2 separate regions of the Homo sapiens genome follow, and region 2 is linked to region 1. A link is an interaction called in ENCODE POLR2A ChIA-PET data of the cell type or tissue named here. Cell type or tissue: OCI-LY7. All regions are shown on one strand. Links, peaks and the distances in the headings refer to the core of each region. The heading gives the core; the rest is flanking DNA.

Evidence for each region. ChIA-PET counts read pairs that join two places held together with the same protein. Peaks named below come from ENCODE experiments on the same cell type or tissue, not always from the same donor. Only the 100,000 strongest peaks of a DNase experiment are listed, where the experiment ranks them.
Region 2: POLR2A ChIA-PET joins it to region 1 with 6 read pairs; 2 of 35 experiments call an interaction of 5 or more read pairs at or near these places.

What each region holds. Positions count from the first base shown.
Region 1 is chrX:37,744,329-37,759,844 of GRCh38, reverse strand. No RefSeq gene overlaps it. Among named protein-coding and RNA genes, the nearest start is that of CYBB, 28 kb to the left of the region's middle. RefSeq lists an enhancer at 14,165-14,214. In OCI-LY7, for the core only: no CTCF peak of the experiment used is centred there; DNase peaks (open chromatin) are centred at 4,614 and 6,714; H3K4me3 peaks cover 2,238 bases; H3K27ac peaks cover 3,306 bases.
Region 2 is chrX:37,840,615-37,855,907 of GRCh38, reverse strand. It overlaps DYNLT3 (dynein light chain Tctex-type 3), which reads left to right and starts at 8,337. Exons shown (of 5, transcript NM_006520.3): 1 at 8,337-8,427; 2 at 9,550-9,591; 3 at 14,003-14,126; 4 at 14,803-14,880; 5 at 15,257-15,293. The coding sequence starts at 8,398. RefSeq lists a silencer at 8,564-8,673. In OCI-LY7, for the core only: CTCF peaks have their summits at 11,494 and 11,697; no DNase peak of the experiment used is centred there.

The sequences.
Region 1 (15,516 bases), core at 4,043-9,042:
TATATGGCCCATGAAGTGTTTTAGTTTCTGGGGAGGGACAAAAAAGACAAAGATAAATAAGAGGCATTTCCTGCCCTCCGTGAAGTCAAGGTCTATCAGGAAATAAATTTTAGTCTTTATTTTCTTGGAGTTTGTGAAGTCCCCATTCCTCATTTCTTCTCTATAGTTTATGAAAGCTAGACCAGGAAAGGAATGGGGAAACATTCTTACCAAAGTGTTATTGAGACAATTATCCATAGCTCAATGTGCTATTTGGCAATGAACCAAGAAAATCTCCCTTACTAATTTGGGAATGGAACCTATGTCCTCTGACTCATTAGTACTATTTCTATTAAGTAGGCGAAGCCAATCTGTTACATAATTACACTATGATGAACACCACTACATTTGGGGTATGGTTCCAACCACCAGTTAATAAATCCCATTTTTCAGAGAACACTGACACCCACATACCCACAGAAATCATGTTTGAACTGCATAACCTTATCCCAGGCCATAGCTGGTTGGTTAACTGGTTAACACTACCCTAAGCTGGGCAAACCAGATTATTTTACCTGGAATTTTTGGATACCCTATCTCTGTCCTTGTGAGTGACTGTAATACCTCAAGTGAGTAATACCTAAACTCACCTGGGGGACAACAGAATGGCCATAAGTTTCTATGTGACAAAGAGCAAAGAAAGCTTGTCTGCATCTAGAAAGACACATAATGCTGATATACAAAGGGAAACAGCAATGAGGAATTGAGAGGAAGTCATGAAAGTATTTGAATTTCTGGTCCAATATGGCTTTATAATATGCCTTAGAGATATATATCTAGTACAAAACAAAGCCCATATCAAACCTCGGTGTACCACCATTACATTCATAATAAAATAAGATCATAATAAAATAAGATCCCATTAATTTGGAGGCCACTAAATCAAAGTTTTTAATGTAATTGTTCCATATTCAGCAACTCATGACATCTTATGTATACATAAGTTAAGTGGCACTTAACTAGATCTTGGAGACAAGGAATGATTTCCAAGGAAAACTGATAGCAAGGATGAGATCTGATGAATGAGTAGGATTAATGGCCAGAAAAGGCCATTTGGAAGAGTATTCTGCTATGGATTGAATTGTGTCCCCCCAATATATGTTGATGTCCTAAATACCAGTACCTTGGAATGTGACCTTATTTGGAAGTAAGATTGTTGCAGATATATTTAGTTAAGATAAGGTCATACTGGAGTAAAATGGACCCTTAATCCAACATGACTGGTGTCCTTATAAGAAGCGGATGTGAAGACATGAGGGAAGAAGATCATGTGATGATAGAGGCAGAGATTGAAGTGCTGCAGCTAGAAGGCAAAGAATGCCAAGGATTACTAGCAACCGCTTGAAGCTAGAAAGATGCAAGGATGAGTGTTGTTTCAGAGGGAGTGAGATCTTGCTGACATCTTGATTTCAGACCTCTAGACTCTAGAAATATGAGACAATAAATTTCTGTTGTTTAAAGCTACTACCCAGTTGGTGATACTTTATTATAGCAGCCCTAGGAAACTAATACATATCCCCTATAGAGAAAATGATATGTTTAAAGGCCTAGAAGTAAGAGAGAGAATGGCTCAGTTAAGGATATATAAATAGTTCACCATAGTTGAAATTTATAGGTGGAGAAATGAGGCTGGCTAGTTGAATAAACAGGGACAAGCTTATGCAGAAGTTTGTAATTTAATCTAAAGATAAATATAAGCTTCATCAAATGGTTTAAGAAAGGAAATAAGGTAATCAGACTTGTGTTGTAGAAGAGCACAATGACTTCAGTAAGAAATAGATTGGAGGGGAGTAATGTAGCAGGAAAACAAGTTAAGAGGCTACAGAATTTGTCTAAGTGAGTATTACTGTATAAGAAAGTACCCCAAACTCAGTGGCTTAAAACAACATTTAAAGACGATTTCTCATGAGCATACAGATCAGATGATAGATGGCTAATCTAAACTTGGTTTGTCTGGGCATCTACAGAAAGCTGAGAGTCATATAGACTGGGTTTGGCTAAGATTGGCTTCACACTCTGTGTGTTTTATTTTCCTCCTGGGAAAAGTGAGCAAGCTTGGGCACATCCTTCGCATAGATATGGAAGAGGTTCAGGTGGGCAAGCCCAAGCAGACAAGAATTCTATCAAGCCTCTGCTAGTATCATGTCTGCTAACACTCCACTGGGCAAGACACACCACATGGCTGAGTTAAATTTCAAAGGACAGGAAAACACATTTTGTCTTTTGATTGAAGAAACTGTAAAGTCACATAGCAAAGGGTGTACATTTAGGGAAGGGTCAAAGATTGAGATCATTAATACAATCCATCTGTCGTGGGAAATTACCTTGATGCAATGGTAGCCTCCAAGTAAATCACCAGGCAAACTATCCCAGAGGTCACAAACCATTTACCAAGTAAATTTTAATGCACACAGCAATAATCAAAGGGAAAGAGATGAGATAGGTTCACACATGTAGGACAGTGTTCAAAAAAGCAGAACTACTTTACTTGAATCCTGGGGTATGGATTGGGCATTCATCCTTTCTCTCTGTTGCATCAGTCAGTCTTCCTTGCTAATGGTATGGTTATAAACACCAGAGTTGAGGTTTGAGTATGGGGTCCACAGAGGGAAGGGGCTTGGGAGCAGTGACATGCACTGTCCTCTGAGAGATGCTAAGACAAGTACACCTGGCTACAGTTGTGGCTTGCTAATAAGGCTGCTGAACAGCTAAAAGCTTAATTGTATTTCTTAGGCATAGGACACATGGGACCAAGATGGGTGTCACCAATGGGTGGCCAAATTAAGACTTCATAAATACAGAGTGCTTCACATTCCTGAAGTAAAAATGGTGTGCCCCCTGTACCTCATGTATATTTATCACATATATCAATAAGTATTAGTGTTTCCTTGATCTTTCCATCATTTTATATGTTCACACATATATGTTCTACTTACTTCACTTATCTTACATGCCTTCAAGGTTAATAAGTTATTTATTGCTATGGGCTGAATTATGCCCTTCCAAAATTCATATGTTGAAGTCCTGATGTCTAATATGACTGTATTTGGAGATAGGGCTTTTAGGAAGTAATTAAGATTAAATTAGTTCATAAGGTTTGAGCTCTAATATGATATAATTGGTGGTTGTATAAGAAAAGGAAAAGTGAGAGAAATCCTTTCTTCACATTGAGCACACACAAACTGAGGAAAGGTCATGGGAGGACACAGCAATAAGGCAGTCAATAGCAAGCCCAGAAGAGGGCACTCACAGAACCTGCCCATGCTGGCACCCTAATCTTGATGTCTAGCTCCCAGAGCTGTGAGAAATAAATTTCTGTTTTGAAGCAATCTAGTCCATGGTATTTTGTTATGGCAGTCAGACCTGACTACAACAGTCATCTTTGCCTAGCACATTGTATGAATTTCATTCATCCCATTTATTTTCTTGTCTTTTACAGCATAATTGAATATTCTGAAAGAATATAGCAAATACACATTACACCACCACATGGAGAGATATTAGTGATGTGAATTAGATGAGAATACAGAGAATGGCAAGAAAGAGAAATGGAAAGACTCAAAAGTAATATTTCCATGAATTGTTGACTGAATAATAAGCTAAAATGGGGCTGAGAGGCAGGAAGGGGCCAAGGCTGGCCTCAGGTTTCTGGCTTGGGAATCTGAGTTAATGATAATGTCATCCCCTGGAAAAAATGCACAGCAAGAATAACCATTATGTGGAGAAAGAGAATGAATACAGCTTTTCACAGGATTGAGTTTAGATGAGTTGGGCAGGGACCATCTCTAAGTGGGACATATTGGCTGGTTAGTTGGATGCATAAAGGTGGAGTCCAATAACGACATCTGGCCATCTGGCCTGGAGACATAGGTATGGGTGTCATGGATAAGGATAAGGTAAACAAAGTCACAAGAGAGTGCAGCAGTTAGAAAGGAGGATGCCCCAAAGAAGAACGCTGCTTGGAGATCTTGGTTTGAAGGACAGCAGAAGAAGAGGGGTCTGAAATAGAGAAGAGAAAAGGCAGGCAGGGAAGAGAATGCAAATCTGCAACTATGGGGCTTGGCAACTACTGGAGTCTCAGGTACTACACATTTGATGCCAAGAGTGTAAATAAAAATGGGCTGATAAGTGACCCTTGGTTTAACAATAAGAAGTTGACAGTGACCCCAGTAAGGGGCCTACTGGAAAACAATGAGGGAAGCCAGATGTTGTGGGTTGAGGTGAGGTAGTGAGACACCTCAAAATGTCTGAGGCTGTGATAAGAATGAGAGGACTTGGCTACAATTGGGAAAACATGTGAACACCAGGAGGACCTAGTTTTATTATTTTAAAAAATATAGGAGCTTGTAAATATTGAGAAAGAGTCGCAACAAAGGGACAGGCTAACCATGGAAGATTTTGGATGGGGTGAGATTTCTGAGCCCAAGGCAGGAAGGAAATGGAATTTGCTTTAGACAGGAGGGGCCTCCTCTCTGTAAAAAGAGGGAAGGAGCAGAGTGCAGATGCAGGAGGATTTGTAGGGCTGGGGACAGCAGGGTGAGGGACTTCCTCTTTGTGGTTTCCATTTCCTTTGTGAAAGAGAGGGCAAGGTTATCTGTTGAAAGTGAGGTAGTGAGTAGACATTTCAGGAAACAGAAGACAGTTTTCAATGTTGTATCTTTTGTTCAGAAAGGAGACTTGACTGTAGAAATGCAAAATGATTTCCAGGCCCAGATAAGGGCCCAGTTGAGCCTGGAGCTCATAAATCAGTAATGGTAGGAGTCTGTGGGTAGCTTTTCTAGCTTTTCTTACCCACCCACGAGCAAGTATAGAGGACAATTGAGTTGATCAGGGTTGGTTTTTGCCTGCAGGTGGTACAGAAGGGCACTGCATGAGAGAATTCAGGATTTGTGCAAGAAAATGGCAGAAGTGAACTGAGTCTAAGATGAGTAGAATGCCAAGAAGTGAACACAAGATGGGAGCAAAGTCAAAGAGTCAAAAAGAACTCAAAGTTTGATGAGGTTGAAGGACAGTCATCTTGGGTGTGAGTGAATTAGGAAGCCAGGGAACAGGAGGTGGTAGTCAGAGGATGGGTGTATGAGATGCAGATTTCAGAAGCAGTGCACTTCTGAGAGATGACAGGGTTCAGAGTGTGGCTATGGGAGTCCATGGAGGTGAAGATCTCTGAATGAGGAAGTCAAGGATGACTGAGGCAGGGTATTGGATCCACTGAAGTCACCCAGAAAGATGGCAAATGTTAGCGAGGAGAGGCAGGCTGCAATGCAGTGCCCGAGTTCTTAATAAAGCAACTCATGTGAGGACACAGCAGTACATGGACCACCCCCATTACAAAGGAGGGGCAGAGGGAATTAGAGCCGAGAGGCCCACACCTCAGTGGGGCACAGGGATCTGCATGCAGTGGAAGGATTGAAAGTATAGAAATGTCAATGAGGAGCTAGGAAAAAAACAACTCTCATAGCCTAGTCCACTCTCATAGCATGGCATGTAGAGTAGTTGGAGAGCCAACTGCTGTAGCTTAGCTGTCTGTAGGCCATGGGGTCTTCTGGAGGAAAGAAGGCCATGAAGTTGTGGAGATGTTCAGAGAATAGTTGAGGGTGTAGGGGAGGCTATTAACCATGGGAGGAGAAGTACAGATGTCCGGTGGGAAGGTTTTGTAGGGGATGGGGATGACCAGGTTGTTGCCCAGATGAATTAAGAGAATGTAGAAGAGATGGGAGAATTGGAAGAGCTGTCCTTGCTTGATCCTGTTCCCTCAAATATATTTCAAGAGTTTCTTGGTTCGAGACAAGAGTCCCTCAAATACATTTAAAGAGTTTCTTGGTTCCTTTTATTTAGATGAACCACACTCAACCTTTGCCAAACTTCCCAGGTGGCTCAGTAGCCAAATACCTCCCCACCCTGTTTGCCCTTCTTTTCTTGCAAAGTGGTTTCATGATAAACTTACATAGAATTTGTTCAAATCCTGACCACTGCACTAACAAGCTATAAGACCTTGAGCAACCTATTTGACCTCATTTAGCCCCAGTCTCCTCATCTGTACAATGGGAGGTGGGTATTAATACCATCTTCATTGGGTTGGTGGGAGGACTAAGTGTACACAGTGCACATAGTCTGATGCTCGACATGTGGTAGCTGCACAACGCATGGGTTTTGTCTTCCTCTTTAAATGTGGTATGCAGAATTGAGAAAAATGTTCTAGGTGCAATCTGACTGGTCAAGAGTGAAGGGGGATCTTGACTTCCTATGTTATGGAGACCACACTATGGTTAACCATATCTATGGTGTAACCTCAGACTGATTGTGCTACCCTTTTAAAGACTTGCCTCACATTATTGGCTCATACAGAAGTGTGCAATCAACTACAACCACCAGAACTTTTAAAAATGTATTTGCAGCAATTGAGTTGGGGTAGCTGATAAGACATTATCAGGCCAGCTATACACGAATTAAGAAATCTAATGGGAGGAAATGTTGTTGCATTAGTTTGACAGGGCTTCCATAACAAAGTACCTCAGCCTGGATGTTTTAAACAACAGAAATTTATTTTCTCACAGTTTTAGAAGCTACAAATTCAAGATCAAGGTTTCAGCATGTTTGGTTTCCTTCTGGGGCCCCTTTGCTTGGCTTGTAGATGGTCATCCTCTTCCTTTATCTTAATATGGTCTTTCCTCTGTATGGTCTTTCCTCTGTGTGTACATGCCTGTGCCCCAACTTCCTCCTCTTATAAGGTCATATTAGTTTAGAGCTCACCTTCTGACTTCCTTTTAATTTAAATGCCTCTTTATAGATTCTATCACCAAATTAAGTCACATTCAGAGGTCCTAGGGGCTAAGACTTCAATATATAAATTTTGAAGGGGACACAATTCAGCCCGTAACAAAATAGTGAGGCTCTCTTATTTCTATAAAATACTTGCAGTTAAATCCCTGTTGTTTCAATGACAGGATTTCATTCTTTTTATGGCTGAATAGTATTCCATTGTGTATATATACCACAATGGAATGAGAATTTTATTTTCAAACACCTTCTTGTCACATTTTAATATATATTAGAAACACACAAAAAATGCTGAGAGAGAATATAAATTAAGTTTGATTAACACATAATAAGGGATGGGTGCTCTTCATATGAAAGAGAAAAATCTCTGAAAAAGTATTCACTGAGTGAAGAAGTAAATAATGCATCCCCTTTACCACAGATAAAATGTACAACTGTCAAGTCTAAGGGACAAAACGAGGCAAAATAAAAAAAAAAATCATGTGGGAAGTTTATCTTTTTCTATATTTCAGAACATGGAGGAACACATGGCTGATGTCTGGCCATATGTTCCTCCTTGGAAACATGGGCATAAATGTTTCTTTGAGTTTTAGCTATGGAAGAAGCCCTGGAAAGAATGGCTAGTCTGTTGCTGCTGCTGCCCTGCAGATACGTGCTTGGAGTTCCTGTTAAGAATTTTTGGGTAGACTGCACTAAATTATCCAAATTCTCTTGCCCAGTTCTTATGTGAAGGAGGTCACACAATTTCAAGATGACCACATAGGTATGGAAAGAGGAACCAATATTCCTCGAACATCACCTACTAGTAGGTTCTGTGATAGGTGGTTTGCATTCATTAATTTAATAAAGTATTCACATCAAGAAAAATGCCCAAATAATCTGATTTTAAAATGGGCAAGAGATCTTGATAGAGTTTGGATGTTATCCCAGCCCAAATCTCATGTCAAAATGTAATCTCCAATGTTGGAGGTGGGGTCTGGTGGGAGATGATTAGATCATGGGGATGGATTTCTCATGAATGGTTTAGTACCATCCCCTTTGTACTGTCCTGGTGATAGTGAGTGAGTTCTCACGAGATCTGGGCATTTAAAAATGTATGGAACCTCCCCCGTCCCTCTTTTGCTCCTGCTCTGGCCATGTGATGTGTCTGCTCCCCCTTCACCTTCTGCCATGATTGTAAATTTCCTGAGGCATGCCCAGAAGTCAAGCAGATGTCAGCATCATGCTTCCTGTACAGCCTGCAGAACCATGAGCCAATTAAATCTCTTTTCTTTATAAATTACTCAGCCTCAGGTATTTCTTTATAGCAATGCTGGAATGGACTAATACAGTTCTGAATAGACATTTCTCAAAAGAAGACATACAAGTGGTAAACAGGTATATGAAAAATGCTCACCATCACTAATCATTAGAAAAATGCAAATCAAAACCACAATGAGCTATCACCTCACCCCAGATAAAATGGCTTTAATCAAAAAGACAAAAAATAGTAGATAATGGTAAGGATGTAGAGAAAGGGGAATGATTGTACACTGTTGGTGGGAATGTAAAGTAGTACAACCACTATAGAGAACAGTATGGAGATTCCTCAAAAAAACAAAAAATAGAAGTACCATATGATCCAGGAATCCCATCACTGGGTATATATCCAAAATAAAGCAAGTCAGTATTGAAGAGATAGCTGCACTACCATGTTTACTGTAGCACTATTCACAATAGCCAATAGCCAAGATAAGAATTAACTTAAGTTCCATCAATGGATGAATAGAAAACGAAAATGTGGTATATATACACAATGGAATACTATTCAGCCATAAAAAGAATGAAATCCTGTCATTGAAACAACATGGATGAAACTGAAAGTATTTTATAGAAATAAGAGAACCTCACTATTTTGACTGATGGAAACTATTAATACAACATTCAATTTGCAGAGTTAATACAAGAAAAAATGTTACCAGAAAACTGAGTTATATGGGCCTCTCCATAGTTATTATCCTCTGTGAACACTGTTATTGGCTTCTTTCACCATGAATTAGCTATGTGTGACTTTTATATAAAGTAAAATTTATTTAAATTGAGCCATTCTGCATGTACTATTTTGTGGCTGGCTTCATTCATCCATCCATGTTGTGGTGAGAAGCAGTGATTAATTTATCTTCATAATAGCATAGTATTTCATTTGTATGAATATACACATGCAATTATTTTTCTATTAATGGCATTTGGGTTTCTTCTGTTGGGACATTTATTAAAAATACTGTTATGAATGTTCTTGAAAATGCATTTTGGTAAATATATATGCACATTTCTTATGAGTACATAGAGGTAAAGCTACTAGATCATAAGATTACATTGATTTAACTTTAGTATAGGATGCCAAATAGTTTATGAAGTAGTTATGGTACCAGTTTACACTCTGACCAGCTGTAGCAAAACTTACTTATTTTAGGGAAGAGCATATATAATATTGGTGTAATTTCATGCGTTCCTTAAATATTTGAACGAATTCGCTGGTAAAGCCAAATGCACTTGGAGTTTGTTATGAGAGTAGGTTTTGAATTACAGCCTCAATTTCTTTATAACAGAAAGAACAATTCTAATTTTTATTTATTAAATGATTTTTCCATTTATCATTTTGATACTGATAGTTAATTTAATTCTATTCTCTGCGAAGACCATAATCTCCTTTAAAATGTTCTGAAACTTGTTTCATTGTTCATAATATGGTTAACATTGGTAACTTTCTAAGTACACCTGAGAAGACTATATATTGTAATTATACAGTGCATTGCTCTACATACATCAATTAGGTCAAGTTCATTAATGGTATTCTTTAATCCTAATCAAAACCCCAGCAGTGTTTGTTTATTTATCCATAAAAATCTGACTCTAAGCAGGGAAAAACAAAAAAGGCCACACCCATCTCAATGTATATTATTACTCTTAGGACCTGGGCCTCAAAAGTCCTGACTTCTTTTATTGCCTCTTGATGTTCTTTGCATTTTACGTAGCTTTTATAGCTGTTTGCAGTGGGAGGGTTGTTGTGATATAAGCTGCTCTACCAGAACTGAAAATGGAACTCCTTCCCCGACCACCGTATTTTTATTGTTGGTATTATTATTTCTAATGGAATGAATGAATTTTCTTAAAATAGTACAAAAGAAATATATTCATGGGATTTAAAAAATCTTTTCTTTTTTCATGTTGCTTGAATTTATTGTTATTTAACTAGTGTGTTTCTAGAAGACAGAATGTATAATAAATATAAATCAAAGCTCTTTCAATGCAATGGGTATTATTTACATGTGGAGAAGGGCAGCATTTACCTCAAATCATTATGTTTATGTTTCCAAAGGGCTTGCCCAACTATAGGCAGAGTAAATTCTTTCTGTTTGGGAGACATGTTGCTCAGGCCTAAGGCAAATTTAAGCAAGTCTCATTGAACATAGGAATCTCATACGCACAATACTCAGGGAGGCTGAGGCGGGAGAATTGTTCGAACCCTGGAGGCAGAGGTTGCAGTGAGCTGAGATCGCACCATTGCACTCCAGCCTGGGTAATAGGGTGAGACTCCATCTCCAAAAAAAAAAAAAAAAATTCTAGGTTGAATACCACTTCCGGCAGAACTTTGAGTTTCTATGAAATTTCCCATGGTCATATGTACATAAAGAGACGGCATATGCTTTTTCTCTCTCAGGTGTGGTCCCTGGTCCATGGGCCTTGGTCCATGGTCTTCTAGTTTCCAGTGTTGCTGAAACAAGTTTGATTCTTGCTACTTTATGGGTTACCTGTGTTTTGATTTGTTTTGTTTTGCTTTAATATTTCCCTTCTGGAGGCTGTTGCAAATTTACTTGAACCTCCATGTTCTGAAATTTTGTAACAATATGTCTAGACATAAGAAATTATTTTCAAGGTGATGGCTACTCTGTGGACTCTATCCATATGATGACTTGTATTATTTGGCTCAGATAAAGTATCTTATAATTTCTGGCACTTTTCTCTCATGTGCTATTTCTATACTCTCTTTCTGAAACTTCCATCCGTTGGATGACAGACTTGACTCTTTTCATTCCTATGTTTCACTCTTCCCCTTCTTCATGCCTCTAGTTTCTCTGGAATTCTTCAGGGTAGGTAGGAATCTTCCTGAGCGTTGTCCCCTTCCTCGCATATGTCTAAGTTTGATTTATTTCAGCCTAGTTCATGATTTACCACTTCTCTATCAAAAAATTAAATGGTACCAGCTCCTCTTTGTAGCTCTGGTAGAATTTGGCTGTGAATCCAACTGGTCCTGGGCCTTTTTTGGTTGGTAGGCTATTAATTACTGCCTCAATTCCAGAACTTGTTATTGGTCTATTCAAGGATTTGACTTCTTCCTGGTTTAGTCTTGGGAGGGTGTATGTGTCTAGGAAATTATCCATTTCTTCTAGATTTTCTAGCTTATTTGTGTAGAGGTGTTTATACTATTCTCCGATGGTAGTTTGTATTTCTGTGGGGTCAGTGGTGATATCTTCTTTATCATTTTTTATTGTGTCTATTTGATTCTTCTTTCTTTTCTTCTTTATTAGTCTGGCTAGTGGTCTATCTATTTTGTTAATCTTTGCAAAAAACCAGCTCCTGGATTCATTGATTTTTTTGAAGGGTTTTTCATTCTATCTCCTTCAGTTCTGTTCTGATCTTAGTTATTTCTTGCCTTCTGCTAGCTTTTGAATTTGTTTGCTCTTGTTTCTCTAGTTCTTTTTTTTCTTTTCTTGTTTGTTTTTTTTTTTTTACTGAGTTTTGCTCTTATTGCCCAGGCTGGAGTGCAATGGCGCGATCTTGGCTCACCGCAACCTCCGCCTACAGGTTCAAGCAATTCTTCTGCCTCAGTCTCCTGAGTAGCTGGGATTACAGGCATGCGCCACCACGCCCGGCTAATTTTGTATTTTCAGTACAGACGGGGTTTCTCCATGTTGGTCAGGCTGGTCTCAAACTCCTGACCTCAGGTGATCTGCCGGCCTTGGCCTCCCAAAGTGCTGGGATTACAGGTGTGAGTCACCATGCCCAGCCCCTCTGGTTCTTTTAATTGTGATGTTAGGGTGTTGATTTTAGATCTCTCCTGCTTTCTCCTATGGGCATTTAGTGCTATAAATTCTGGAAAAATAAAAAAGGGGAACTTTCCTTTCGGTAAAGTTGAGATTTGGGTTAGCAGCAGTTTACATTTTTTTTTTTTTTTTGAGGCAGGTTCTCACTCTGTTGCACAGGCTGGAATGCAGTGGCGTGATTTCGGTTCACTGCAACCTGTCTCCAGGGTTCAAGCGATTCTTGTGCCTCAGCCTCCCACGTAGCTGGGACTACAGGCGCATGCCACCATGCCCAGCTAATTTTTGTGCTCTTTTTTTTTTGTTTTTTTTAGTAGAGACGGGGTTTCACCATGTTGCCCAGGCTGGTCTTGAACTCCTGAGCTCAAGTGATCCACCCACCTTGGCCTCCCAAAGTGCTGGGATTACAGGCATGAGCCACCACACCTGGCCAGTTTACAAACATTTTTGACCACAGCCACAGTAAGAACACATTTTATATTGTGACTCGGTGTACTCATAACTGTGTAGAATGGAAACAAAAATTCTCCCAAAGGTTACTTGACTCAACATGAGGAGTGCTGTAGGATATCTCATTTGTATTTGATTCTTGTATATTTCCTTTTTAAAAATGTTTGGTTGAGATTCACTAAATTTATATGAGGATCCATTAATAGTTTGTAACCCACAGGTGGAAGACTTCTGGAACATAAGTTACAAAAGATATAGCAACACTAGGCTAGTAGGGCCCTTCCAGAACAAGCCTTCCACAGTTTCCATGGCTACCCATTTTTCAGGTCAATGAAATTAGTGATGCAGTCAACCAAAACTATCATGGCAATCTGCCCCTCTCTTTCTTCTTCATCAGACCTGGGAATGCACCACATAATGAAAGCAACAGGAATGTGACATCTCTCGACAGTGCTCTCACAGAGAAACCAGGCCAGTTTTTGCAAGAATGGTTTGTTCATATACCTCACCCAGGCTGCAGAAGACCTGACCCCTTCCCTCACCTCAACAGCCACTCAGATGAGAATTTATTTCTTTATGGGTCCTTTGAGGAGTTGCCCTCCCCCAGGGTGTGGAGAATTACTGATGACTCAGAGACGCCAAACACCAGCTCTGAATCAGGGGACATGCCACCTCTAAGCCTCCCTTCGGGTTTCCCCACATGCCACAAGTCCACCAGGCTCCTGCAGCCCTGCTGGCGGTGTGAGGTCCCTCGCCTTAAGCCCAGCTACCCTTTGCCACTGGGCTGATTGCCTACCTGGGTACTATAGGGCCTCTTTCCCATAATGCTGGAGATGGGACCCTGAACTAAAGGACCACAGCCTTTCCAGAGCAGCAGATCGGCTGCCAAATCTGATCTGCAGAGCTATGAGTGGGGGGTGGCAAAGGGAAATTGTGGGTGTGGGTGGACATGGGGGTGATGGCGTTGCTCCACTTTTAGCAGCTGAAGGGAGAACATGTGGTGGCTTGGAGTACCTCAAAAGAGTGGGAGGTTAAGAGTAAGGTTTTGAAAGTCAGATGGTTTCAACTCAATGTTGGTTCTTCCCCTTATTGTCTGTGTGACTTTGCCGTTGACCAATTTTTTAACCTAGTCTGTGGTCTCCACTTGTGTAACTTCTACTTTTCATCTTGTTTTGAAGAATACATGTGATAATGCATATGAATCATGAATTGCCTCACATATAGCATGGGCTCATTAATAGTAGCTGCTATTATTAATGCATTGTTGTTATCATACTGGAGAAGAGAAAAAGGTGGAAAGACTTAGCCAGTGGCCCCTGGAATGCAGCTAAATGCAGGATGTAATGCCTGGGAACTGCACATATAGTGTACCCTATTACAGAAACTTGCCCTTCCTGGTTTGGCAGAGTGTGTCATGCTTGCCTGTTAGGAGGAGAAGCTTCTTGAGTAGCTGTGCTCAGAAGGACTCTGAAGCCATGGCAAGTCCCAGTGTGGTAACAGAGCCTCACACTGAGCATCTCGGCCTGTCATGGGTTTGGAGTGGTGAACATGGGCAGGCCAGCTGAGTATCTGTCTTCCCTTCCCCTTTAGGACTTAATATTTTGTGATTTAGTCATAATTTTTCAGGCTTTTCAAGATGGCTTGTTTTAAATGCATTATTTCTCATTGGGACTTTCAGGGGGTGATACGTAAGCCTCACCTACATTCCTGAAAGGCCACATTCTACAAGGCACATATTTGAGGAGGCTGTTAGGTGCATAATAGAGATGGGTCTAGCATTGGAGGGGAACAGAAGTGGTGGGAAAGAAACAACAAGTCACAGAATAAGAAATATAAAAGGGAGAAAATTAGAACACATGCAGCGTAAAACAGCAAGCTAAAACTCCTGCTGGGCCCTGATGCTAAGGCAGGGTCAATATTCTGTACCTCGATGAGCAAGCACTGCCACCTGCTGGCCAAGGGGAATGTGACTGCCAAGGGATTCCTTTGGAAATGGCATACATGCATACATCATTTTGTTGTGCTTTGAACATAATTGCATTTTTTTTTTTTTTTTTTTACAAATTGAAGGTTTGTGGCAGCTCTATCTCAATCAAGTCTATCGGCACCATTTTTCCAACAGCATGTGCTCACTTTGTGTCTCTGCTACATTTTGGTAATTCTCTGAAATGTTTTAAAGAAATGAAAAATTTCAAACTTTTTCACTATTATTGTATTTGTTATGATGATCTGTGATCAGTGATCTTTGATGTTACTATCGGAATTCTTCCACAAACCACACCCATATAAGACAGCAAATTTAATGGATAAACGTGTGTGCGTTCTGACTGTTCCACAAACTGACAGTTCCCCCATCTGTCTCCCACTCCTCAGCCCTTCCTATCCCTGAGACACAGCAATATTAAATTAGGCCAACTAATAACCCTACAGTGGCCTCTAAGTTTTCAAGTGAAAGGAAGAGTTACACATGTACACTTTCAACCAAAAGCTAGAAATGATTAAGTTTAGTGAAGAAGGCATGTTGAAAGCTGAGAGAGGCAAAAAACCAGACCTCTTGTGCCAAACAGCCAAGTTTTGAATGCAAAGGAAAAGTTCTTGAAGGAAATTAAAAGTGCCACTCCAGTCAACATAGAAATGACAAAAAGGAAAACAGCTTTATTTCTGATATGGAGAAAGTTTTAATAGTCGAGATAGAAGATCAAACCAGCCACAACATTCCCTTAAGCCAAAGCCTAATCCAGAGCAAGGCCCTAGCTCTTCAATTCTGTGAAGGATAAGAGAGGTGAGGAAGCTGCAGAAACAAAGTTGGAAGCTAGCAGAGGTTGGTTCATGAGGTTTAAAGAAAGAAGCTGTTTCCATAACATAAAAATGCAAGGTGAAGCAGCAAGTGCAGGTGGAGAAGCTGCAAAAAGTCACCCAGAAGATTCAGCTAAGATCATTGAAGAAGGTGGCTACACTAAACAACATATTTTCAATGTAGACAAACAGCCTTGTATTGGAAGAAGATGCATCTAGGACTTTCATAGCCAAAGAGGAGAAGACAATGCCTGGCTTCGAAACTTCAAAAGACACTGACTGTCTTGCTAGGGGCTAATGCTGCTGGTAACTTTAAACTGAAGACAATGCTCATTTACCATTCCAAAACTCCTAGGGCCAATATGAATTATGC
Region 2 (15,293 bases), core at 10,294-15,293, 90 kb before region 1:
TGTCACTGTGCACCCCATAAATCTGTACAATTACTGGATATCAATTTAAAAATACATTGTCTTTGAGTTTCCACTGTTTCTATGAGAAGTCAGATTTGAATCTTCTTGTCTCACTTTTGAAGGTAATTTGTCTTTTTGGGTGAGGCAGTGATACTTTACAATTTTTCTCTTTCCTTTGGTTTTCAGCCATTTTATTGTGAGGTGCAAAAATACAGTTTTTATTCATTTTGCTTGGGGATCATAGGGATTCTTGGACCTGTGGCTTAAGATCTATGCTAAGTATTCTGTTTGTCTCTCCCCATACACAGTCCACACTCCTTCGTGCTTTGGGAAACTGACCTATATGGATTACAGTCGTTCCTATGCCCTCTAGTTTCCAGTTGGGTTCAGCTAATGAGAAACAGCAATAAGAGATCAGAGGGAAGGAGAAAGGGTCAGGATAATTATTCCCCGAGTTCCCTTTGTGGAGGCCACCTCGGGCTTGTTATATCCCTTGACAAAAGATCATTTTTCCTCTTAAAGTGGCCTTGTCAACATGACTGTTTAATCCTCTTTCCCCTCAAACTTCACAGCTTAGGAGTAGTGACAATTTCACTGTTGTTAGCCCCATGTTCTTTCACTATCACTTGCCATTAGTTCACCTGCCCACATCTTTGTAAATGAGCACTCTTCAATTTATGCCAACTTTAGTGTGCCATCTGCTTCTTCTTGGCAACTTGATTGATACAGTAACTGGTACCAGAAGTAGCATGTGATGGTTAATTTTTTGTGTCAACTTGGCTGGGCCACAATGCCCAGATATTTGGTCAAACATTATTGTGGATGTTTCTGTGAGGATGTTTTGGTTGAGTTTACATTTAAATCACCAGACTTTCAGTAAAGCAGATTGCCTTCCATAATGTGGGTGAGCCTTATCTAATCAGTTGAAGGCCTGACTAGAACGGAAGGCTGACCTCCCCAGAGCAAAAGGGAATTCTTCAGCAGATAGTCTTCAGACTTTATCTGTAACATTGGTACTTCCTTGTTCTGTATCGGGCTGCATCTGGATTCTAACTGTAACCCTTTCCTGAGCCTCCAGCCTGTTTGGTCTACCTCATCAGATTATGGACTTGCCAAGCTTCTACAATTGTGTCAGCCAATTACTTAGAATAAGTATTTTTTGATAAAATTAATGATATTCATATTTTAAAAGTGTGTATGGCAACAATTATCTTAAGCAAAATAAAAAGAGGAAAAAAACTGGGAGAAAGAATGTGTAACTCATCACAAACACAAGGATAATTTGTTATTTATAAAAAGTTCTCACAAATCAACAAGTATGAAAATGGGAAAGGGATAGGAAGAAACAGTTCAAAAAAAGGAAACTATAAGTGACTCTTAAATATCTTAAAATAAATCTCTTTATATACACACATACTCAAAATGAAATTCTGAGAATTGGTTGTTCATATACTTAAAGGAGCACACGGATAATCTTCTTACTGGGAAGAAATAGGGCATATGTAATTCATGACCACGATGTGGCATAATGATTACTCACTTTATCATCAGAGGATGTGATGCAGGTAGAGGGCAAGGCACTGGAGGTCAAGTGGCTGTAGCGCTTAATCTCTATAGCAACAAAGTTTCTTATAAAGATTGTGGAGTCACCTGGTGCTTTATTATAGCTTTAGAAAGTACAGATAGGGAAAATATAAGAGTTATAAATATGAAATGAAGAACATGAATTAAAAAACTAGAAAGTCTGGATTCAGGACTAGATCTAAAAAATAAATAAATAATAATAATAAAAAACTAGAAGACCTCCACGTCAGATTTAAGGGAGTCCCTCATATCTTAGAGCTGTACCACATCACATTGATCCATGACATTGTTGACATTAATTGGAACTGTAATCACAGAGTCCCTGGAAATATAGTAGATGTAGAGCACAAAATGTGCTGCTTGACATATAGAGGAGGTGCATCATCTATTATAGCATTTAAGTTGGTCACACAACCACCTGCAATCAAAAACATTAGCTATGATCAGTGGAGGTAAAAGGGAGAGGGGATGAAGTAACACAGAATAGTTGCTATAGTCCTTGCCTCTGTAGCTGGGCAAGTGGATGGATATTGATGGAGAAAAGTGATAGGCTATACTGGATTCCTGAACCTATTCCTTATAGATCTGCTATATCCACCATCCCAGCACACAGCATTGTAAATAAATCCTCCCTGAATTAATATTTTGGGAGTTTCATCTGCTTCCTACAGAGACTCTGACTAATATGTTCTTTCATCAGTTTTGGAAGACCTTCAGCTAATATTTCATTAAATATTGTTTCTGTCCATTCTGTCTCATCTCCTTCTGGAAATCTCACTATGTATGTTAAACTTTCTCATGGTATTACTTTTGTCTGTATGCTTTCTTCTGTATTTTACATTAATTTATGTCTCTGTGCTTTACTCTGGCTATTTTATTCTGTCCATTTTTTTTTTTCTGAGAGAAAGTCTCACTCTGTCACACAGGCTTGAGTGCAGTGGCATGATCTCAGCTCACTGCAAGCTCTGCCTCCTGGGTTCAAGCCATTCTCCCGCCTCAGCATCCCGAGTAGCTGGGACTACAGGTGCCCACCACCACGCCTGGCTAATTTTTTTGTATTTTTAGTAGAGACGGGATTTCACCATGTTAGTCAGGATGGTCTCGATCTCCTAACCTCATGATCTGCCCCCCTTGGCCTCCCAAAGTGCTCGGATTATAGGCGTGAGCCACTGCGCCCCGGTCTATTCTGTCCAATTTTTTAAGCTTCACTTAATCTTCAGCTTTGTAGGAACCACTATAGAATCGATTCTTTGTTCTTTTTAAAAAATTGGTTACTGTATTTTCTACTTCTAGAAATTCCATTTGTATACTTTTTATAATTTCAAGTTATTGGATGAAATTCTCAACCCTGTCTTTTATCTCTTTTAATATAGTAAGCATAGTTATTTTAAAGTCTATTTCTGATAACTCCATCATCTTCATCCCTGATTGGGCTGTTTCCATTGTCTTTTGATTTAAGATAATGTTGTTTTGTCTCGTTATGTGTCTAGTTATATTTTATTGTCCACTTGATGTATGCAAAAAATCATATGTCTGATTTGAGACCTAAGATAATGTTTTCTTCCTTCAGAGAGAATTTACATTGGCTTCTAGAAGTTGGCTAGAGGCATTAGCAATTCCGGATCACCTTAATTCAATTTTAGGGGTTTGGGTAATTTAAAACTGAGATTCAGTCTGCAAGATCAAGTTTGAGTGTTTCACTCCCAGGGTTTAATCCATGGGGTTTCAACCCAAAGCAAGACTGTTTACCAGAATCATCTTCCTTGGCAGGACATGCAGTCTGATTATTTTACCCCTTGGCCCATAAGCAAAAGGCTTAACATCTTCTCACCTCGAGGTAAAAAGTTATCCCAAATGCCATGCTCATCTTTCTGGGTTTCATTATTCTATGTCTTAGATCCATAATTCTTCCCTATCTTGTTAAAAAATCCAATTCCCTTGAGCAAATGTCTATTATATTTTGTCCAACCTTTGTAATTATCAGTGAAAGAGATGGTCCTAATTACATAGTCTACCATTACAGAAGTCTTTAAATATAATTTTAGTGGTTTGTAAAGTGGGTCCAAATGTTTTTTATCAGCTGCTTCTATGGCAAACCTTTCTAGACAATATAATTTATTCATATTTAGGGAAAATTAATTATTAAAAACTCATTAACAGGAATTGCTTATGGCTGTTCAATGCGTAGAGCCAGATATAAAATATTATATGGGTGAAACCAAGATTGAGGGTCTCACTAAAGCATTGAAAGAGGTTTTATTTGGAAGCTTTAAAAAATTCAATTTTAACACCCTTTCTATTTTATTTTTTCATATAATTATATAAAGTAATGAAAATATTTTTTCACCAAGCCCCATACAGATGCCCACCAAGCCCCTCCAGTTTACCTCAATGTACCATGTAAGTATTATCCTCTATGTGGGCCATAGCATGGAAAAGTTTGGAAAGGACTGACCTACCAACATTTACTTTATATCAATTTTTTTTTTCTTGCTGGCAGAACTCACTTTTCACCATACAGAATGAAAAAACAAACATTTGTTGTCCCATATGTTTTGCCCGGTGGGGAGTCACGTGGCCCAATCTTGGCCACTGGAACCTGAGGAGAAAACTCCTGAGGACTTGAAATAAAGATTTTCTTTCCTAAGAAAATCCGATCAACCCCAGAAAATGCTCATCTTAGTCACTGAACGTGATATCTTTGTTCCTAGCGATACCAGAACTAATGCAGCCGTGTATGACCATGAGGCTAAATGTTGCTGACATGCTGAGGATATTGGCATGGAAAGATGAAAAGCACAGAAGCCCCAAAATTTGTTGAGCAACTAAACGAACCTGGAATATCTCTGCCTCTGTATGTCTGTGTATTAGTCTATTCTCTCATTGCTTTACAGCAATGAGAAATACCTGAGACTGGATAATTTATGAAGTAAAGAGGCTTAGTTGGCTCGTGGTTCTGCAAGCTGCACAGGAAGCAGAGTGACTCCTGCTTCTGGGGAGGCCTCAGGAAACTTACAATCATGGTGGAAGGTGAAGGGGAAGCAGGCACATATTACATGGCTAGAACAGGAAGAAGAGAGAGAGGAGGGAGGTGCTACACACTTTTAAGCAGCCAGATCTCATAATAACTCACTCACTTACTCTCACAAGAACAGCACTGAGGGGATGGTGCTACCCATCATGAGAAATCTGCCTCCATGATCCAATCACCTCCCACCAGGCTCCACCTCCAACACTGGGGATTACAATTCAACATGAGATTTGCTGGGGACAGATCCAAACCATATCAGTCTGGTTATATAAAAAAATAAATGCCATTATTTCAGCTCATCCTATTTGGGTCTTCTGTTACTTGCAACCACAGGATGCTAGTTAATAAACCCACTTGTAGTTTTAAAGCATGAGCCCCAAATTATTTGACACTTCTCCCATTGAGAAGTGGATTATGTGTCCCCTCCCCTTGAATCTGAGTGAATGTTTCAATGATTAGAGTATGGTAGAAGGGCTGCTGTGTAACTCGTGACACTAGGTGATAAAAGGTGACATATCTTCTGCCATGCTCGATGGAACCCTCATGCTTGGAGCCTTGAGTTGCCATGTAAAAGATCTGGCTACCCTAAGGTTGCCATGATGGTAAGAAGCCAATCCACTCGGTGGGGCCATGTGTTGTTGCTCCAGTTGGAAGTGCTAATATTTTATTCATCCAAGCCCAGATATCAGACATGTGAATGAACAAGTCTTCAGATGATTCTGGTCCCCACCATTGAATTTCCTCCAGTCTTTGAGTCTCCCCACCTGAGGCCCCAGACATCACAGAGCAGAGGCAAATTATTTCTGCTGTGCCTTGTTCAAATTTCTGACTAAACGAATCCATGAGCATAATATAGTAAATAAGCTGCTAAATTCTGGGGTAATTTATTACACAGGAATGGTAACTGGAACAACACTTCTTCATCTCACTTTATATGCATCATGAATGATCACATAACACAAACTTGAGATGTGCTGGTGTAGCTCTTGCAGTATTAAGATTAGGTAACTTCAGGGTTTAACCCACCCAGGCATAGAAACAGTTCTTTAGGGAAATAAAACTGATGTTCACAAAGACACTACGAATCCTTCTCATGAATAGACTGCCGGAGTTGCTCATAGGATGAAAACTTTGGTAAAAAAAATTCTTGAAAGAGGATGTGCTTCCTCTATGAATTACAGTCACTTTTCTGCAGTAACCCTGCATGATCCACAACTTAGGAGAACCAATAACAAACACCATACTATCAAGTAAACAGCCTTGTTTGGTTCTAAGTTCATAAAATAAGAGCCTGAGGTTCAGAAGCCCAGGAGTCCAGTTAACACCTATGTGCCCTGTAGAAGTTACTTTATCTTCTCAGCTTCAGTTTTACTTGTAAAATAAGGGAGATGGACTAGAAGACTAATGGTTTCCAACTTTGATTCTGGGGAGCAAAATAGAAAAGTGTTGTGGTTGGCTGAATAATGCTCCCCCTCAAATTTGTCCACATCTGAATTCTGAGAATCTGTGAATATGATACAGAGTGCAAAAGACACATGGCATATGTGATTAAGTTAAGGGTCTTGAGAGGGAAACAGGAGGGCAAGAGTCATACATCTCTCGTTTATAGAGATGCCTCACACTTCCTTTGAAGCAGAAGCGAGAGAGGAGAAAAGATACTACTGGCTTTGAATTTGGAGGAAGGGGTCATGAGCCAAGGAATGCAGGCAATCTCTAGAAGCTGGAAAAGGCAAAGAAACAGAGTCTGTCTTGGAGCCTCCAGAAGGCATGCAGCTCTATGGGCCCATTTTAGACTTCTGACCTCCAGAACTGAGGCAGGAGAATAGGGTCAGGAGGCAGGGAACTTAAAACTGTTTCACGCTTACTTCATAGAACTAAATTGAAAGGAAAACCCTGGCCAGGCACAGTGGCTCACGCCTGTAATCCCAGCACTTTGGGAGGCTGAGGCAGGCAGATCACTTGAGGTCGATGAAGTCGGGAGTTCGAAACCAACCTGACCAACATGGAGAAACCCCGTCTCTACTAAAAATACAAAATTAGCTGGGCGTGGTGGTGCATGCCTGTAATCTCAGCTACTCAGAAGGCTGAGGCAGGAGAATCGCTTGAACCCGAGAGGCGGAGGTTGCCGTGGGTGAGCCGAGATCGCGCCATTGCACTCCGGCCTGGGCAGCAAGAGTGAAACTCCGTCTCAAAAAAAAAAAAAAAAGGAAAACCCTAACCTTCCATACCTTCCATGCCTAAGTAACAAAAGGACCAGAGGCTATTCCCTTTGCAAATCCCCACCTTTTCTGCAGGGCAGATGGGAAATTTAAAGTACCTCTGATTGGTTGCTTTTTGCAACCAAAGAGCAAAAAGCAACCAATCAGACATTTGCACAGGAGTGGAACTTTGTAACTTCACTTCAGCCTCTGATTGGTTGCTGTCTGCAACCAATCAAACTGATTATGGGCCAAATCTTTGTTTGAATAGAAGTGCAACTTTGTAACTTCACTTTAGCCTCTGATGGTTGCTTTCTTGCAACCAATCAGACGTTTGCATAGGAGTGTGGCCTTTGTAACTTCAGCCTCTGATTGTGGGCCACTACTTCATTTACATGGGGTGCACACCAAGTGGCCAATGGGAAATCTCTAGGGGGTATTTGGACCAGAGAAGATTCTGGATCCCGGCCCTTGAGCGGCTTCTCTGCCCGCTCCCACCCTGTAGAGTGTACTTTCGTTTTCAATAAATCTCTGCTTTTGTTGCTTCATTCTTTCCTTGCTTTGTTTGTGCGTTTTGTCCAATTCTTTGTTCAAAGAGCCAAGAACCTGGACACCCTACACTGGTAACAGAACTGTAAGAGAACAGGACTGTGTTTCTTTAAGGCACTACATTTACGGTAATTTGTTACAGTAGCAATAGGAAAGTAATACAGTGGTTAAGAGCTTGGGCTCTGCTATCAGACTACTTGAGCTCAAGTCCCTTTTCTACACCCTACTGGCTGTATGACCTTGGGCAAATTAAATTCTCTATACCTCAGTTTCATCTTGATAAAAGCAGTGATGGAAGAACTAACTCCTCTGACTTATTGTGAGGTTTTGAGGAAGTGTCTAGGATCATCTGGAAATTAGTAATTTATTTTAAAATTACTAATTTAAAATTACTACATTTATTTTAAAATTACTAATTTAAAATTACTACATTTATTTTAAAATGTAGTCATTGTTCTCTTGTTGAGAAGCATCTACTTTAGGAGCCGTGTATACAGCTTCTCATCAGATCCTTACAACCAGTAGTGAAATAGGTATGATGGTAAGTTTCCATATGAGAAAACTGAAGCTGTGGGAGGTGAATTTTTCCAAGTAACATAGCTAGTAAGTGGACAAATCAAAGTGGCTGGTTTACCACGAAATTAACTACATTTATGTGCCACATGATGGTGAATGAACAAATACGTGCAAGTAATCACAGCAGTGGGCACTCAACCACTAGTGCGGAGTCTAGACTAACTGCCACTAGGTCACCCCATCTGATCCACACTGGCGCCATTCCCAGTTCTTTACATTCATCCCTTGTTTCCAGAAAGGGCAGAGGAAGCGAGGAAAAAGTGCGTGGCCTGAAGTGACGCCTGGCGTTGCCCGAAGCCCGCCCAGCGCTGCCAGGTGACGCCACTGCGACACAAAGGCGGGGATTGCGTAGGGAAAGGCCCTAGGCCATAAACGGGGGTGGGGCCTCCCCGGAGGCCAGTGCGCGGCCGCGGTGCTCTACCGGCGTGTCGCTCCGCCCCAGGGAGAGCCGGCGCTACCATGGAGGAGTACCATCGCCACTGCGACGAGGTACCGCCCCTTGGCTACCTGGGAGCGCCCCCCACTCCCGCCTTCCTCTGCGCGGGGCTCTTGCCGGGTGGTCTCCCAGCGAGGGCGGTCCCAAGAGTTGGGGTGCGGCGTCCTCCGAGCCCGGGTCCTCTCCCCTGGGCCCGGGATCCGCCCCGCCCGACCCGTTCTCCCCACCCCAAAGTCCTGAGATTCGGGGTGGGAGGGGTGGCCAGGAGCGCGCGGATCAGACGGTGGGGTCGGGGCAGGGTTGGGAGGACGAGGCCTGACTTGGGTGCGAGGAGTGGGCATGGGGTGACGGGCGCCGCCCTCCTACCGGGCGGGCCTCGAAAACGGGTCTTCCCGCTGCTGCCTCCGTCCCTTGGCTTCCTCAGCGCGGGTGCTGCAGCCCCCATGGCTCGGAGTCTCGGGGTCCTGGTGGCACTGCCATTCCCGCTCCCGGTAATGCTTGCCAGGATTAGGCAAGGAGGTGCTTTATGGATTACGAGCCCTTGCTTACTGACTCAGGCTTTCCCAACCCTCACCAGAAACCCATGATGTCAGTTGTTATCTCCCTGTTATTGATGGGGACTCCAAAGAAAAGACTAAGTTGTCAGACCACTTTATAGTACTAAAGTGATATTAATCTTGAGTTATCAAGTATTTTCATAATCTTTAATTTGGGAAAGGAATTTTTGCCTAGAAATTTTTGCCTAGCATAAGTTAAAAACAAAATTGAAAATAGTCTACTAAGCATTCTCTTCATATGGACCACTTCATTCTCTCACTTAGCTGAAACCATTTCTATATTCTTATGACACATAACATCCTCATAGTCACCTCTTGCTTATTTCCTACGTTTTACAATACAATGATTCTTAATCTAGGATGTTCATTAGAATCACCAGTATAAAGCACTTTTTTAAAAAAAAATGTAGACTTGCAGGCTCTGCCCCAGACCTCACGGGAGGTAGGTAGGGAAAGCATTCAGTATTTTTAAGTGTTTAGGGGCAAGATTGGCCCCTTCTGTAGACCTGATGCCCTTTAACACTTTAACACCTGTCTAGGCCAGCCTAGGATATTCTGTGTAGCGTCATACTTGTAAGCCTGTGTTGAAAGCAGCTTTACCTTTTGTTTTCCCTTTAGGTTGGCTTCAATGCTGAGGAAGCCCACAATATTGTCAAAGAGGTGAGTCATACATTTTGTTTCTCTTGAAGCTTGCTGCACTGGTGGAGATTTTTAAAAGCTATATTTTGAGTTTCAGCACAAACTTAGAAACCTTACTGTTAAAAGAAGAATATTTTGTTTTGTTTTATTTTATTTTATTGTTTTTTGAGATGGAGTCTCGCTCTGTCACCCATGCTGGAGAACAGTGGTGTGATCTCAGCTCACTGCAACCTCCACCTCCTGGGTTCAAGCAATTCTCCTGTCTCAGCCTCCCGAGTAGCTGGGTCTACAGGCGCCCGCCACCACACCCATCCAATTTTTGTATTTTTAGTAGAGACGGGGTTTCACCTTATTGGTCAGGCTGGTTTCGAATTCCTGACCTCCGGTGATCCACCCGCCTTGGCCTCCCAAAGTGCTGGGATTGCAGGCGTGAACCACCACACCCGGCCAAGAACAAGATTTTAAATATTTATCCACTAACTCTTTATAGGGGTCCTTCTATATTTTGTTGTGTGCTATCAGCATCTTGAGGCTTATTCTGAAAGAGATGCTTAAGGATTTTCTTAGTCTAGAAAACTGGTTTAAAATTGATGCCCTGTCTTTTGGATAAAATAACTTTTATTCCAGAAAGCAAACATTATTTTAAATGTTAATGCTATAAAGTATATGTACGCATATATATGTACACACGTCAACTTTTATAATGTAAAGTATATGTATAATATATATGTATATTGTATAAAATAGATAACAAAAGCCCTAGAAATATCTGCCTTTGGGCATGTACACTTTTTTGCCCAATATAATTGGAAAAAATGATCATTTAACATATTTTAAGCATTGATATGATAGTGAATCAAAATTTTAAGAAAAATATTTGAAACTCCTTTTAGGCAAATAGAAAAGAAATTACCTTTGGGAATTAATTCTGGCAGGGGACCGTTCATTATTTTAGAGGTATCACATACAGACCACAGTGTGGGAAAGGTATTTTTTGACACCCAGGTCTGGCCTTACACAGCTAGAATTAACTCAAGGTCTGAGAGGAATAGACAGGCACCTGAAAATCCTGCCATATTTGAATACTTCAGAATTATGCATTCTATCTATGTAGCCTGAGAGTATTTAATTATTAAAAGTAGAAAGCAAAGGTTTTTAATACCTTTACAATGTAAAAGCACAAATGAGGGAAACTGGGAGGTGGAAGAGGGAGTGGAGGTAATGAGAAGGGAGTGATCTTAGTTTTCAAAGTGGCAAGTCAGGAAAGACTGTCCTTGGTTGATGGAACATAAAAGAAAGAATGCTGGGCTATTTGGGATTCCATTTAAATAGTGCCTTCTTCCTTAAGTTCTGAACCAAATGAAAAGAAAAAAGAGCCATTAGAAAGAGAACAAAATACCACCTTTATTATTGATAAAAACCAGTTTGATGATTGTACCTTGTTTTGCTAACTCCCATTCAGTTCAGCCCTGGGAAGAGTCATCCAAGAGAAAGTTTGAGTCAGCAGAGAGAAACACTTGTTCAGGCTGGTGCCTTTCATTGGTTTGGGTGGAGAGGGAAGGAGAAACTAAAGCCCAAGTTCAACACATTTGGGAGACTCCCAAATGAGATGTTAGAACAATGGTTATCACCCACCAACCAGGTAACTCATTCCACCTCCATGGGGAGGAATAACTGACAGGACAAGAGGCCAGGAATGTTAAAGAACAATCCTCTGCGTTGAAGAAAACATCCAGAGTGGAAAAGAAACATGTTTCTAACAGTGTAAATATATTTAAGTTAAAAAATCGTGATTTCACTATATTGAGAGAAGGGGGCGGGTGGTCTGAGGGAACCAAATTTTCATCTATCATAGTAGGAGTTACATGGATGTTGCCTATAATTCATAAATCAGGAAATAGTGAGATAAACATTATTTGGAGATACATAAGTAACCCTTGGAAGAAATAAAAACAGTTGTACACTGATGAGTTTCCTCTGGGGAATGGGACTGGGGATGGGAAAGGAAAGGGTGGGAAGGAAACTCTTCATTCTAAGCTTTTCTGTTCTACTGGATTTTTCAAACCATATGCCTGTTACTTTAATATTATATCAAATTAAAAGAATCATGCTTTTTCAACTGGGAAATACATACTCGGCAGTGGCTAGGTGGTGCTAGAAGTCACTGGATGCATTTTAGAACATCAGTTTTTCTTGAATATTTGTGAGAGGGAGTTAAGTAATATAAATAATATAACTGAAAACATTTTTGAATAAAAACAAACTCTGATGCATTATGTAGTCAAAACAAGCTTCTCTTGAATTTTTATATGAAATATGAGACTGCAAAGAAACTCAGCTTTGCTACAGGTTACTTGCAGCTAAATGTCTATCTTTCCTCTTCCCATGAACCAACCCTCTTCTGCCATTGAAACATTTCCATTGAGACATTGGAAATGCCTGAGAATGAGCAACATTTTAAAACAGTTTAGCACTTCCTAGATGATTACATAATTTCAGCAGTTATTTCTGATTTCCTTACTGATCTTATTTTCTTATTGATCTTATTTTCTTTCCTTTGATTTCTTGCTCTGAGCCCCTATGCTAATATGTTTTTCCTTCTGAACTCAGAGACACCCATTTATCAGTAATATGCATACATTTTCTTTAGTGTTAGTAATAGAAATTGCTTCCCCAAAAAATCGTCGAAGAAAAAGTGAGCTACAAATGACTTAGAATTTAGTCTAAAGTGTATTTGATTTAAGATACCCAGCGAGTATATCAAAACCAATATTGCTTCAACAACATTTGTTGAATACCTGCTAAGTGCCCAGGTCCTGAGTTTAGCACTGAGAATACAGAGCTGTTTAAGGACCTCATTGTCTCATGGGCCTCCATGTTAATGTAATTAATTAGGCTAGATGTTAATTAATAGTAATTAGCAGGGCTATTTACAGTGGCACCCACACCCCATGGTGTTTTCTGCTGTTTAGAGCAAAACTTGGAGTGGTCCTACTAAATAACCTGAAAGAAAAATGAGTGCTCTTACTTTATCCTTAAGGAAAGGTGATCTCAAGAGAGGAATAGGTTTGTCCAAAGGTCACCAGCTTAGGAATGGTAAAGCCAGAATTAAAATTCTATTCCCCTGATCCTTAAGCCACTACCCTTCCTACTTTGTCATGTTATTGAGCTTTCTAGGAGAAAAATTTGAGCCATATTACTTTTGTCAACCTTGCTAAAATATTTCATTTCTCTTTTCATATTTTATCATTAGTGAAGATTTTATACTATCCAACTTAAGATTTTGTATTAGTGCCTTCATAAATCTTTACTGTGGTCTAATTATAGTAAATAAAGCTGCATGTGTGTGTATGTGTGTATTATTAAGCTAGATTCTAAAAATGAATTAAATGAGTCTAATGATAGTAAATGAAGCTGCATGTGTGTGTTAGATTCTAAAAATGAATTAAATGAGTGCTTTATTATCCAGGCTTTATCACTCAAATATAAAATATAACAGCAGCAATATGATAATAGTAGTTAACATTATTTATATGCTAACTCTGTGCTAGTCCTGTTTGAGCACTTGGTATTCATTGTCTCATTTCATCCTAACAACAACCTGATAAGATGATGCTGTTATCCTTACTATAAGGATTAGGAAAATAGGGATTTGAAGGGGTTAAGTCACTTGCTAAAGGTCACATAGCAGATAGGTGTCAAAGTAGGCCTTAAAACCTAGGATTGTGATACTAGAGCCAGTGCTTTTAATCAGGTGTCAGAAGTGGATGAAATCAAGCACTATGGGAAATTATGATATTTGACTTTATCTTTCTAGAGCATCTTTATTTACTTTCAGTGGCAAGTGTGCTAGTTGTTTCATAGCTAAACAATCACATAGTATGAATGAGAATATAATCAGTTGTTGTTTCATAGCTAAACAATCACATAGTATGAATGAGAATATAATTAGTATACATAAGAATTATGTTTTTAAATTAGTCCCATCCTGTTTCTAGCATGTGAGCCCTAGTTCAAATCCCAGCTGTTTCAAAGCTACTTGTTAACCAATTGATAGCACCTTTTAATTTCCCCACCATAATTTTTATGACATAATTTATCATTAGTCTTCCTTGTGTTATAGATATTCGAATTTTTTTATTAGCTTCTCTGCTAGATTAAGTTATTTACACAGAAGCCATGACATATTTATCTTTATATGGCCCATAGTATCTCATAGAGTGAGATAATGCAAGTGGAAACTCTTTCAAAACTCTTAAGCAATTAGAGACAGTGCATAATCAATGTTTACCAAGTGTATATTTTCTAAGATGCCTTATTGAGCTATAAGTATATTTTATGTTTTGAATAAATTTTTACTGCAATTTGTGTAAAAATTGTTCTTTTTGAACAATTTTACTGACTAAATTAACTGCCCTCTGTGCCCTTTTAGTGTGTAGATGGGGTTTTAGGTGGTGAAGATTATAATCACAACAACATCAACCAGTGGACTGCAAGCATAGTGGAACAATCCTTAACACACCTGGTTAAGTTGGGAAAAGCCTATAAATATATTGGTAAGTATCAGTATCCTTCCTCACTAGTTCACTTGCTTTTGTCATTGTGATTTTCTCTGAATTTTGAGAAGGTATATGTACAATAGACATTTAAGTTGGATACTAAAAGGGTATAAAGGACTTCTGATTTACTCATTCAAAGATAATCTATAATAATACTTAAAAGATGAAGATCTTTCACTACTCAAAGGCAGTTTGAGCTACTTTTCTTTGGTAGCATCACCCTTTGCATTTCCATCAGTTCTTTCTTTCCACTGAGACCCCCCCTTAGCTCAACTGTGTTTCTTTCGGTAGTCCCATGCCTCTTTACCTGTAATTCCACACAGCAACTGTTTATAAAGTGGAGTATTTCCTGCATTTCTGTGTCTGAATTCTGCCCATGGTACAAAGCACAGAATTTGACTGATATTTTTCCTGCAATACAATCACCAATGGTAATGACAATGGTCAGAAAACCAACTGAATCCAGTGGGGTCAAAATCATGATGGTAGATAAAGATGAGAGTCTTTTATTTTTTTTTCAATCTATTTGCTGAACGCTTTGTTTTCTGTTTTTTGTTTGTTTGTTTGTTTTTTGTCTTGTTTTCGGCTTGTAGAGCTCTGAACTCACACACTTTGACCTTGGTTCTCTTTTCCTTTGTCTGTAAGTGCCCTCATTCTGTGACTTTATTTGCAGTGACCTGTGCAGTGGTCCAGAAGAGCGCATATGGCTTTCACACAGCCAGCTCCTGTTTTTGGGATACCACATCTGATGGTAAGAGATCTTAAGCTGATTTACACAAAATCCAACTTTTAGCAAAGTCAAACTGCACTTTTTAACCAAGTACTTATTTAATTCTGATTAAATTCTGAAAAGACTATCAACAGTATTGCTTTGTACCTAGTAACAAGTATACCTTCAGACCGATATGAAATGTGAAAACTTAACAGGTTGAAGGAAATAAGATATTAAAACATGTGAAAAATGTATGTGTATATATATATATATATATGTGTGTGTGTGTGTGTGTGTGTGTGTGTGTGTGTGTGTATATGTGTGTGTGTGTGTGTGTGTGTGTATATATATATATATATTCTCTGATAATTTTTATGTTTTGCTGGTATTTCAAAATCCTTTTTTTGTGTTTCAGGAACCTGTACCGTAAGATGGGAGAACCGGACCATGAA